2 separate regions of the Homo sapiens genome follow, and region 2 is linked to region 1. Evidence: chromatin loops called from intact Hi-C (ENCODE). Cell type or tissue: Calu3. All regions are shown on one strand. Links, peaks and the distances in the headings refer to the core of each region. The heading gives the core; the rest is flanking DNA. Region 1 overlaps PLCH1 (phospholipase C eta 1). Region 2 overlaps PLCH1 (phospholipase C eta 1).

Region 1 (5,383 bases), core at 241-5,240:
AGCACTGGAAATTCTAATCCAGGATTTTTTTAGTGTACAGTGGGGGAGAGTATGGAATTTGGAATAAAATTATAGCAAAAGACAAGCGAAAGTTCTAATAGTGGCTGAGCTTTTGGCTAATCCCTTGGTCAATTTCTCTGGCACACAATTTAAAAATATGGATTTTGGGCATTTTCATTTAAAAAATATGGATTCTGTGCACTTCAAAGAGTTGTGAGGATCAGATAAAATAATGTGGATAACAAGTCTTGTCCAGTGCTTGGTACATAGGCCTTTAATAAATGTTACCTTGGAATATATGTCCTAATAATACATGCCTGCTCATTTTAGTATCTGTCTTACACACACATGCACACACACACACACACACACACACACACACACACACCTCATCTGTGTCTCATCATTTCCTTTTTCTCAGGTTTGACAACCTATATTAGTTTTCTACTTATATTTTTTCTCTAAGCTTCCTTGTATATTTACCCTTTGCCCTAGCTAGTATATAACCAAAACCAAAGATAAGTCAAGCATATGATAAAGGTGTGAAAAACACCAAAGAAGCAATAACTTAAACAAATCCTTAGCTAATTTTAATGAGTACCTGGCTTGTTATTTAGAGCACATAAAAGCAGAAATAGATTATCTACTCAATTCTGACAATGCTAATTCACCCACCATCCTTGATACCCCTTGAGGAGAATTAACATGTGATTATTTGTGTTAACTTCTTTCACACTAAGTCTTTCAAATCCAAAAATGACTCTGCTTCTATTCACTTAGCCCAGTTGTATAAATTAAACACACTGTAACTTTAAAGATAATAAATATATGTTTAGGATCATCCATAGACCAGAGAGAATATTTTAAAATACAAAGAAGAGAACTAAAAACTTGAGTAACTGTGTTTTCAAAAATTAAAAGAATGAGATAGATATATATGTTTTTGCCTTACCAGATTGCCAAAGAATTAAAAGGAAAAAAAAGATGACATTCAATGTCACCAAAAGTGTGGGAAAATTGGCACTTTTATACACCACTAGTGGGAATCTGAATTAGTACCATCTCTCTGGAGGGCAATTTGACAGTAGAAAAACTCTTTGGCTCAGAAATTAGTCCTGTCAAATTGCTTGTACATTTGCACGAAGATAAATGTATAAGTAAGTTTATTGCAATAATTTTTGTAATAGCAAGAAAAAGGGAGCAACCTAAATATATACTAGTAGACAATTGATTTTAAAAAATGATAGCACATCTATACTGTGTGCACAAGGCTACTAATAGTATGTGAATATCTATGGTGATTGATATGAGAAGATGCTGATAGTTATAGTCAATTGAAAATATTATCTTACATTTCCATTTTTCTTCATGCCTAAACATATCTGCTAAAGAGAAAGGTAAAATGAGCTCAGAAGTTTATGCTCTGAAATATTAATACTGGTTATCTTTGAGTATGAGATTATTTGTGATTTATTTTCTTCTTCATACTTCTTTATACATTTGTAATTATCATATATTACATTTATAATTGGAAAAAATCAGATTTATTTAAAAATCAGGGTACATAAAGAAAATATTTTGCCGGCTCACAGCTCTGCTCTGGTGAGGCCGGGGCTGATCAGACTCTAGGGGTGGTCTCCCTGCCTCCAGCCTCTTCTTCCTTAGATTGAGTGTGCTAGAGGCAGATCTAATTGCTGTCTCTTGTTCTCTCCAAGTCCTTTTACCGCAGTGTTGGCACAGGTCTTTCCCAGTGCTTATCTTTGCCTCCTCTCCTTCCACTACCTTGCTAGTTTACTATTTAACCATGTAGAACAATTTCTTCTTTCTTGAAAGCACTCTTTGCTTTGCCTGAATGTCCCCTTCTGAAATATGATCTCTTCTGTCTCATTGGCCTGGTAAACTCATCCTTTGCATCTTGGCTATAGTTGAATGCAAACAACACTGGACCTGGGCACAGGCTCTATTAGCTAAAGTAATATGCAGATAAAGCTATCTCAGTGGCTTAATACACATTTCTTACTGCTTTCCCAGTCTAATACAAGTGTTCCTGCTTGAGTGGCTCTCTTCCAAGAGATGATTCAGCGGCCCAGGCTGCTTCTGTCTTGTGGTTCTGCTGTTGTCAACATGTTACCCAAAAGATTACCCTAGGAGTACCTCCTCTGGCCAAATGGAAGGAGAAAAGAAAGCAGAGGATCATGTTAGCCAGTTTTTATGAGGAAGTTTTAAAGGGCAATGCCCAAATTCCACTGGCCAGAACCTAATCACATGGCCACACCCAACTGCAAAGGAGTCTGGAAAATGCAGTCGGTCTGTGTGCACTGGAGGAAGAGGAAGTAAGTTTTGGTGAGCATTTAGTAATCTACGCCTGTAAGGTGGAAGCTCAAATCTTAGCTCCATCTCTACCTATATGATGACTTAAGGAAATTAATTTATTTGAGCCTTAGTTTTCTTATTTATAAAATGAAGATAATAAGACCTACCTATTTTAAAGGGTTGGTATGAGGGATTAAATTTTGAGCTAATATATATGAAATAGCTTCATAAATTATGAAATGTTATGCAAATGCAAGGGGAAGCTTTCATCAACATACAGCTCACTGTTTTGCAATTTAAAAAAATGTACCTGAATACCAAGAGTTGGCAAACTACGCCCTGTGGGCCAAATTCAGTCAGTTGCCTGATTTTGTATATAAAGCAGACTACAACCCAAACATAGCCATATTTAATAGTGTACATATTTTCTAACGCTGCTTTTGCTCTGCATGCAAAAGTGATTGCCACAGAGGCTGTATGGACCACACAGCCTAAAACATTTACTATCTGGCTTTATACAAAAAATGTTTGCCAGCATTTAGACTAGACTGTGAGTGTCTGAGATCTTATTCTTTTATTGTTTATTATAGAACCTGAGTTACAGCAGGTGCTCAGGGAGTCTTGACCGAAGGGTTGAAATCTCTTTTTAGAGCCCTATAGTTCAGACATTATGCAGCTGGAAGGTAATTTCAGTAGGAAAGATGCTTTTCCACTAGGGTGGATGAGCACCATAGGTTTCTTTACACTTGTGGAATAGCGAACTAGCCAAGATAATCAGGCACCCTGAGTTCAGTCCCAGCTGAATCCCCTCTACTATGCTGCCTTTGCCAGTTTCTTTTCTGAACATAAACACATGGTCCTTTCTTGTCTTTATAATTGGTACTGTCATCAGACTGTTTATGATGCATCACTATTCAACTCATCGGTTAGCAAATATTAACTGAATGATTATAGCAGGGAGTAAAAGGCAGAGTAAAAGACAGTTGGCTGAGGAATGCTTTGGTATCACAAGTGCACTGTCTCATTAATGTTTGCTTCTGCTTGTTGCATAGCCTGAATTTTGCTATAATAGTTTGAAGACATAATAGCCTAAACAATAGTGGTGCAAACTTGATAGTAATGCTTTTCCTCTAATGATTGGCAAATTAAGAGTTTATATCAGCCAATCAGTACAAATTCAGCATTTAGCATGTAGAGATATTAAGCTAAATGTTGGAGGGGAAGTTCATGGAGCTAATGTTTATTGACTGCTTAGTAGCTGTTATGCATCTTGCATTATACTGTGTGCAAAGGATAGCTGGGTAAATAAGCCATAGCCCCTGCGTGAGGCACACACAACTAAGTGGGAGAAGATACAAAAGGAATGGGTAAATGTTTCCTACTTTTGAGAGACAGGGAAGGTTTTGCTGGGAGATAATATTTTTATAGACATTAATATCTGGAGCAGAAGTCTCTACAGCTAGAATAATGTGGAGCTTGAATACTTTGACTGGCTTATGGAAAGTGGGAGAAAGGAGCAAAAGCGGAAAGAGAGCAAAAGGTTTCAGCAGTTAGTTAGTGATAGAATTAGGTCAGGATTTGCTTCTCCATGCATATTCTTAGTTACCCAAATCTAACCAAAGGCAGTTGTCTAAATTGATTAAATCACAGGTTACAAAAGAGATATACATAGATTTTTGTAGATTGCTCTTTTGTCTTTATATTTTAAATAGTAAGATTTTAAGAGGATGTAGAAAACACAAGATATGAACTTAGCCAGAAAACCTTTCTAGAATTTAACTATTGAAAATATCAGAGTGTGTTTCTCCTAGGAGATTTACATAACAGGGACAGTGTCTCATTCCACTTGGCATCCTTATAATCTGCACTAGTGTCCTACGATGGAGCTGGCACACCATGATTGTTTATTTATAAAACATTGGAGATTTTTCAATCAGAAGAAAAGATTTAATACTTTTTTAAATTATAGCCAAAAAAGAAGAAAGGTAAGAAATACATAAACCTGAACTGGGAGTGGTGGCTCCAGTCTGTAATCCCAGAATTTTGGGAGGCCAAGGTGGGCGGATTACCTGAGGTCAGGAGTTCAAGACCAGCCTGGCCAACATGGCGAAACCCCATCTCTACTAAAAATACAAAAAGTAGCCGGGCGTGGTGGTTGTCGCCTGTAATCCCAGCTACTTGGAGGCTGAGGGATGAGAATCACTTGAACCTGGGAGGTGGAGGTTGCAGTGAGCTGAGATTGCGCCACTGCACTCCAGTCAGGACGACAGAGTGAGACTCCATCTAAAAAAACAAAACAAAAAAAGAAATACATAAACCTGAAAGGCAATAATAATCTAAGAAAAATTTAGAGATCCCACTGGGGCTGGGGGTATTTGGTTGCAATGTGTCTCCATTCTCTTTGGCCTCTTATTTTAGTCTCTTATTTTAGGCTTAAGATTAAAAAAAAAAAACTTGTATATATACATATATAGGTTTTATTTTTATTTTTAATTTTTTTTTAGAGACGGTGTCACTCTGTCACCTAGGCTGGAGTGCAGTGGTGCGATTATAGCTCACTGCCACCTCTAACTCCTGGGCTCAAACTATTCTCCTACTTCAGCCACCCAAGTAGCTGGAACTACAGGTGTGCACCACTATGACTAGCTAATTTTTTAATTAAATATTTTTTTTGTGTGTGTGCAGACAGGGTCTCAGTCTGTTGCTAAGGCTGATCTTGAACTCTTGGCCTCAAAGGATTCTCCCACCTTGGCCTCCCAAAGTGTTGGATTATAGGCAAGAGCCACCGTGCCTAGCTCATATACAGTTTTCAGATCATGGCAATAGCTTCTCTAGTTCTAGTGAGTGTCCTCATCATGAGCTTGTTAAAGCAATACCTTCAAGGCCTTTCATTGAACTATGTGGGTGATGGGCCCCTAACCAGAATATGGAAGGTGACAGCCCTAACTCAGGTAGATTCTGCTGATTCATTAAGAGGTGTTTCTAGAGTGTTATCAGATACCATTACAACATTACCAAACACTGTGTTTATGTACTGTCTCTAGTTGAGTCAAATGCTTGAAGAAGTAGG
Region 2 (5,383 bases), core at 239-5,238, 74 kb before region 1:
CATTTTTGTTTAAGGAGAAATCCAGTACTGCTGTGGTAGGGTGTGCCAAATTAGAAGTGCATTTTAAGAAGCCTGTGAAGAAGTTTACACAGCTTTATTTTATTATCATCAAGATCTCTGTCTTCTGTGCTTCGTAGTGGAAGAGGGCAGGATAGATGCAGAAGGGACAACCAAGATAACGTGGATAGCTAAGTTTAAAATGTTCTTACCAGCTATGTATTTTGGTGGCACTAACCTAAGTGCCTATGCCTTATTATAGTCATTAAATTACAGAGCAGAAAAAGATAAATCTACCATATGTATCGTATAAATCTGGAAGCCAGGGCCCAAAGTTGCTAAATGATTTTCTTAAAAGTCACACAGCTAATAAATGGCAGAATGGGGATGACAACGCAGAGTTACTGATTTCTAATGATCTTGTTGTTTTCAGGAAATCTAGGGAGGGCAGACAGATATTGAATCCTTGCTTTATTTTTTAAATACGATTTTTAATTTTAGACATGAGGTCTCACTATGTTGCTCAGGGTAGTTTTGAACTCCTGGGCTCAAGTGATCCTCCCTCCTCGGCCTCTCAAGGTGCTGGGATTACAGTTATGAACCACTGCTCCTGGCCTCGAATCCTTGCCCTAGATTTGCTATTTCCAACTATATGAAACTGCTATAGTTGTAAATATAAGGTGGTCAAACATCAGCAATGTCATATGATTTAACCTAATATTGTTGGGTAGAATTAACAGTGGTTACCTTCTTCTTCTTCTTTTTTTTTTTTTTTTTTGAGACAGAGTCTCTCTCTATCACCCAGGCTAGAGTGCAGTAGATCTTGGCTCACTGCAACCTCTACCTCCTGGGTTCAAGTGATTCTCCTGCCTCAGCCTCCTGAGTAACTGGGATTACAGGCGCCCGCCATCATGCCCGGCTAATTTTTGTATTTTTAGTAGAGATGGGGTTTTGCCATGTTGGCCAGACTGGTCTCGAACTCCTGACCTCAGATGATCCGCCTGCCTTGGCCTCCCAAAGTGCTGGGATTACAGGCCTGAGTCATCGCACCTAGCCAACAGTGGTTACCTTCTGACAATATCTTTTTATAAGCATGTGTGTATCATGAGAACACATATGGTACACACGCTATGTCTAAGTACAAAAAAGCTGTTTTTCATTTGGTATCTATTTTGGTCTGAGGAATTTTGGCATGATTGGGATTTACCATAAGGGGGGATAGTTTTTCTGGTTATTTATTGTTCTGTAAATATTTTAAAGGATTCTGGAAGAAAAGGAGGAAGTGAACATTAATGTATTCCTAACGTGATGGCACTTATTTTATGTCTTTTTATAATACACAATAATCAAGAGAGGCAGGAATTCTTATCCTATGTTACTGATGAGGTTCAGAGAGGTTAGTTTCTTGCCTAAGATGTAACATGGGACAGACGAACGTGGAACAGACTTGGAATTTGAACCCACGTCTGTCTGCCTCCATGTTCTGTTACATCCTATTACTACTCAGGAATGCAGTGGTAATAGGCGGGAAATTTGTGACAAACGCTGGGTTACTTTTATTTTCAAATTCACCATTTATGCAAAGTATAGACAGGTAGAGAGTTTCTGATAAGCTGTCTGGAGAGTAAAGAAACTGCATTCCCTACATGGAGTTTAGGAGGTTGTAAATTCAGGTCTGGTTCCAGAAAACATTCACGACTTTGTTTATAAACGATGTGGGCTATGTTTTTGGAAGTGGTGTTTAGGTTATGTGCTGTAGAGATTTTTCCACATCGACTTGCTCACTTACCACTTCTGGATTGTTGCCATCTTGTGGTGGGTCTAAGAGGATTCCTCATGATTTTAATGTGTGCTTTCTGACATCCTAAGATTTAGATGTTGGTTTTATCTAAATGTTGCCCGATTATTTTTCTTGAGGTAGTATTGATAGATTTACTGCTAGAATGGACCGGGTAGTGTTTTGCAATGTTTTTCAAACTGGAGATGAGAATTGCCTTGGACAGTTGCTGAAAATGTCTTAAGTTATTCCAGAAGCTGGAGTTTTGGTGCTCCTAAAACTGCTGTGGTACTGGGAAGTTGCAACTGGCTTGTACTGAGCTGGTTTTAGATTTGCAGTATTTTTGAGCTGGTTTCAGCATAAAGAAACTGGGCTCAGGAATGTCATCGTTCACACAGCCAATTGGTGGCTGAGTTGCGATGGATACCTAAGACACCTAAGTCTAGCATGCTTTTATTTTTGTATATTTTTTTGAGACAGGGTCTCCCTCTGTCACTGGCACGATCTTGGTTCACTGCAGCCTCCACCTCCAGGGCTCAAGAGGTCCTTGCCCCTCAGCCTCCTGAGTAGCTGGGACTACGGGCGTGTGCCACCATGTTATGCTATTTTTTTTTTTTTTTGGAGGTGGAGTCTCGCTCTGTTGTCCAGGCTGGAGTGCAGTGGGGGGATCTCGGCTCACTGCAACCTCCGCCTCCCGGTTTCAAGCGATTCTCCTGCCTCAACCTCCCTAGTAGCTGGCATTATAGGCACCCGCCAGCACGCCCAACTAATTTTTTTTTTGTATTTTTAGTAGAGACAGGGTTTCACCGTGTTAGCCAGGCTGGTCTTGATCTCCTGACCTCGTGACCCGCCTGCCTCGGCCTCCCGCAGTGCTGGAATTACAGGCGTGAGCCACTGCGCCCCGCCCCGCTAATTTTTAAAAGAAATTTTGTAGAGACAGGGTCTCACTATATTTCCAGGCTGGTCTCGAACTCCTGTGCTCAAGCAATCCTCCGACCTCTACCTCCCAAAGTGTTGAGATTACAGGCACGAGCCACTACTCCCGGCAGTCCAGCATTCTTAATAGCGCACCACACCTTAAAAAGCACACCCTTCTTCTGGGTCTTCTTTCTTCCCTAGTACCTGACTCCAGGCTAGAAGAAAATGCTAAGGGTTTCAAAAAAAGTGGGTGCTGGACTCTGTCTTGGAATTCAGCCTCTGCCTCAGACACCACACAGGTCCCTGGAGGGCTCTCTGGGTTTTGCTCTTTAGTTGTTTTCTGTAGCTTATTCTCCAAGCAGCCTCTTCTCTCTGTGGCTGGTTCTTTTGCACTGAGCAAGAGACTTACAAACTTGTCTAGCCTTACCCGGTCAATTGCCACTGGATGTCAGCGGGATCTAGTTTAGTGCCAGCGTCAGTGAGTTACTGATTAACTGATCCAAGGCACTCAAGGTTTCTCTTTCATCTGTCTTCACTTCCTTGTTGCTAGTCCACAAGAACCAAACATTTGAATTCAGCTTCCCACTTCCCTCTTCTCTCCCTCTTCAATTAAGTTGAAGAGGCTTCTGGACCTTAGATCTGCATGGAGTGCTAATAAAACTTCTGCAGAATTATTTCTGCTGGGAACTTGGAAGATCTACACAGGTTTTTCAGGTCAGAATCCTGGACCAGAAATTCAGTGAGTTGATTTGCTATAAAATCATATGCAATGTAGTTCTCCAGACATCCTATTTCTTTTTGCCAAATAGCTCTTTCTTATCTTTGAGTGATATAGGAGGTATTGAAAATTTATTTTTTAAAGAAGAGATTGCTTCATAGAACAGTAATGTGTTAATATAAGGAGTTAGGGTTATGTGAAGACCCTCTGATTTTTTAATTTATATTTGAGGGGGAACCACCTTTTCTTTTACACATACATAATATCTCTAGGAGGGCAGGGCATGGTGGCTCACGCTTGTAATCCCTGCACTTTGGGAGGCCGAGGTGGGAGGATTGTTTGAACCCAGGAGGTTGATGTTGCAGTGAGCTGTGATCCTGCCACTGCACTCCAGCCTGGGTGATAGATTGAGACCCTGTCTCAACAAAGAAAAAAGAAAAAAATCTTCAGAAGGATACACAAGAATTAAGAAGTTGATTACTAAGGGACAGAAGTCAGAGGTAAACAATTCACCATATACTCTTTTTTTTTTTTTTTTTTGAGACGGAGGCTTGCTCTGTCACCCAGGCTGGAGTGCAGTGGCGTGATCTCGGCTCACTGCAACCTCCGCTTTCCGGATTCATGCGATTCTCCTGCCTCAGCCTCGGGAGTAGCTGGGACTACAGACGTGCGCCACCACGCCCGGCTAATTTCTTTTGTATTTTAGTAGAGACGGGGTTTCACCGTGTTGCCCAGGCTGGTCTCGAACTCCTGAGCTCAGGCAATCCAGCCGCTTCGGCCTCCCAAAGTGCTGAGGTTACAGGCATGAGCCACTGTGCCCGGCCTGTATACTCTTTTATGCCTTTTGAATTTTGAAGCTTTCAACTTAATACATAAAATGAAAGAAAAAATAAAAACAAAGAAAGAAAAAGAGAATATATGGGTTTCAATAATAAATGAATAAATAAACGACTGTCTCTTAGCTCCTAACTGGTAGAAATAGGAGACTGGGAAGCAATTTTAAAGAAAAGAAAAGCAATTATCTGTCTTACTTTCTTCATAAGCCTCATTGCATTTTATAATTTTTAAAACTAGTGTTCTCTAAGGTCTTCTGGATTTCGATAACAGGGCGGGAGAGGTTTTGCAATTTTTAATAGTTTTCTTTCCTCTCATAAAGCATCACTATTGGCTGCAACCTGGCTCAGGGGACCGGTGGGAATCAGACTCGTCTGACTACTGAGCAGCTGAACCTGTCTTTTGCAGGCAGTGTGTTTATGGAGTGAAGGCTGGAAAGTTTCTTTTTCTTATTTTTTTGCCCATTGCTTTTGTTCCCCAAAGAGAAATCACTGTAGTGTGATTATTCCTGAATTTTCCTGAGCCTTGTCTGAATGTGAATGTCACAGGAATCTTTTCTTCTTAAATGGAAAAAGAGAAAAGGCTTGTACACAAATGTTCTACTCTAAACCACAACTTTTCTCCTTTTAAATAGGTTTTGGATTGAAAGTATTTTTCTATTTACTGGGTAAATCACTAAAATACAGTCTTGGAAGAGAGAGAACATAAACTGTTTACTAACTTCTTTTTCTTTTGTCAAAAGAGAGAAATGTGAAATCTGTTATTTAGTTTCCAAGTTTCAGTCAAAAGCAAAAACCTGAATCAGGACCAATTCCCAACATATTGTTGAAAAGTCCTCACTTCCGATCTGGTGAACTAAATTAAAGGTGTACGTTTTCTCATAGAATTCTTCTCATTAGTGTATTAATTTTATTCTTTGGGAAAGAATAACTGGATAGATCTTATATTTTCATGATTACACATTTTAGAAGCTTACAAGGGCGTTTAGGGAAAAATTACCTCCCACATCTCTGTTCCTCAGCCATTCAGTTTTTCCTCCCGTAGAAAAGTGTTATTAGTTTCTTGTGTGTTTTTTCAGACGTAACATATTTTGTGTATCATTATATATCAGCATATAAGAGCTTCCTTAAACTATTTAT

Evidence for each region. A loop is a pair of places that touch in the nucleus more often than their neighbours do. Peaks named below come from ENCODE experiments on the same cell type or tissue, not always from the same donor. Only the 100,000 strongest peaks of a DNase experiment are listed, where the experiment ranks them.
Region 2: it touches region 1 in a loop (4-fold over the local background); 1 of 110 quality-filtered maps calls a loop at or near these places.

Annotation. Positions count from the first base shown.
Region 1 is chr3:155,661,899-155,667,281 of GRCh38, reverse strand. All of the region lies in intron 2 of PLCH1 (phospholipase C eta 1), which reads left to right. Among named protein-coding and RNA genes, the nearest start is that of PLCH1, 80 kb to the left of the region's middle. In Calu3, for the core only: no CTCF peak of the experiment used is centred there; DNase peaks (open chromatin) are centred at 1,741 and 2,191.
Region 2 is chr3:155,735,799-155,741,181 of GRCh38, reverse strand. The region is part of intron 1 of PLCH1 (phospholipase C eta 1); the gene reads left to right. Among named protein-coding and RNA genes, the nearest start is that of PLCH1, 6.6 kb to the left of the region's middle. In Calu3, for the core only: no CTCF peak of the experiment used is centred there; DNase peaks (open chromatin) are centred at 1,796, 3,131, 4,081, 4,599 and 1 weaker place.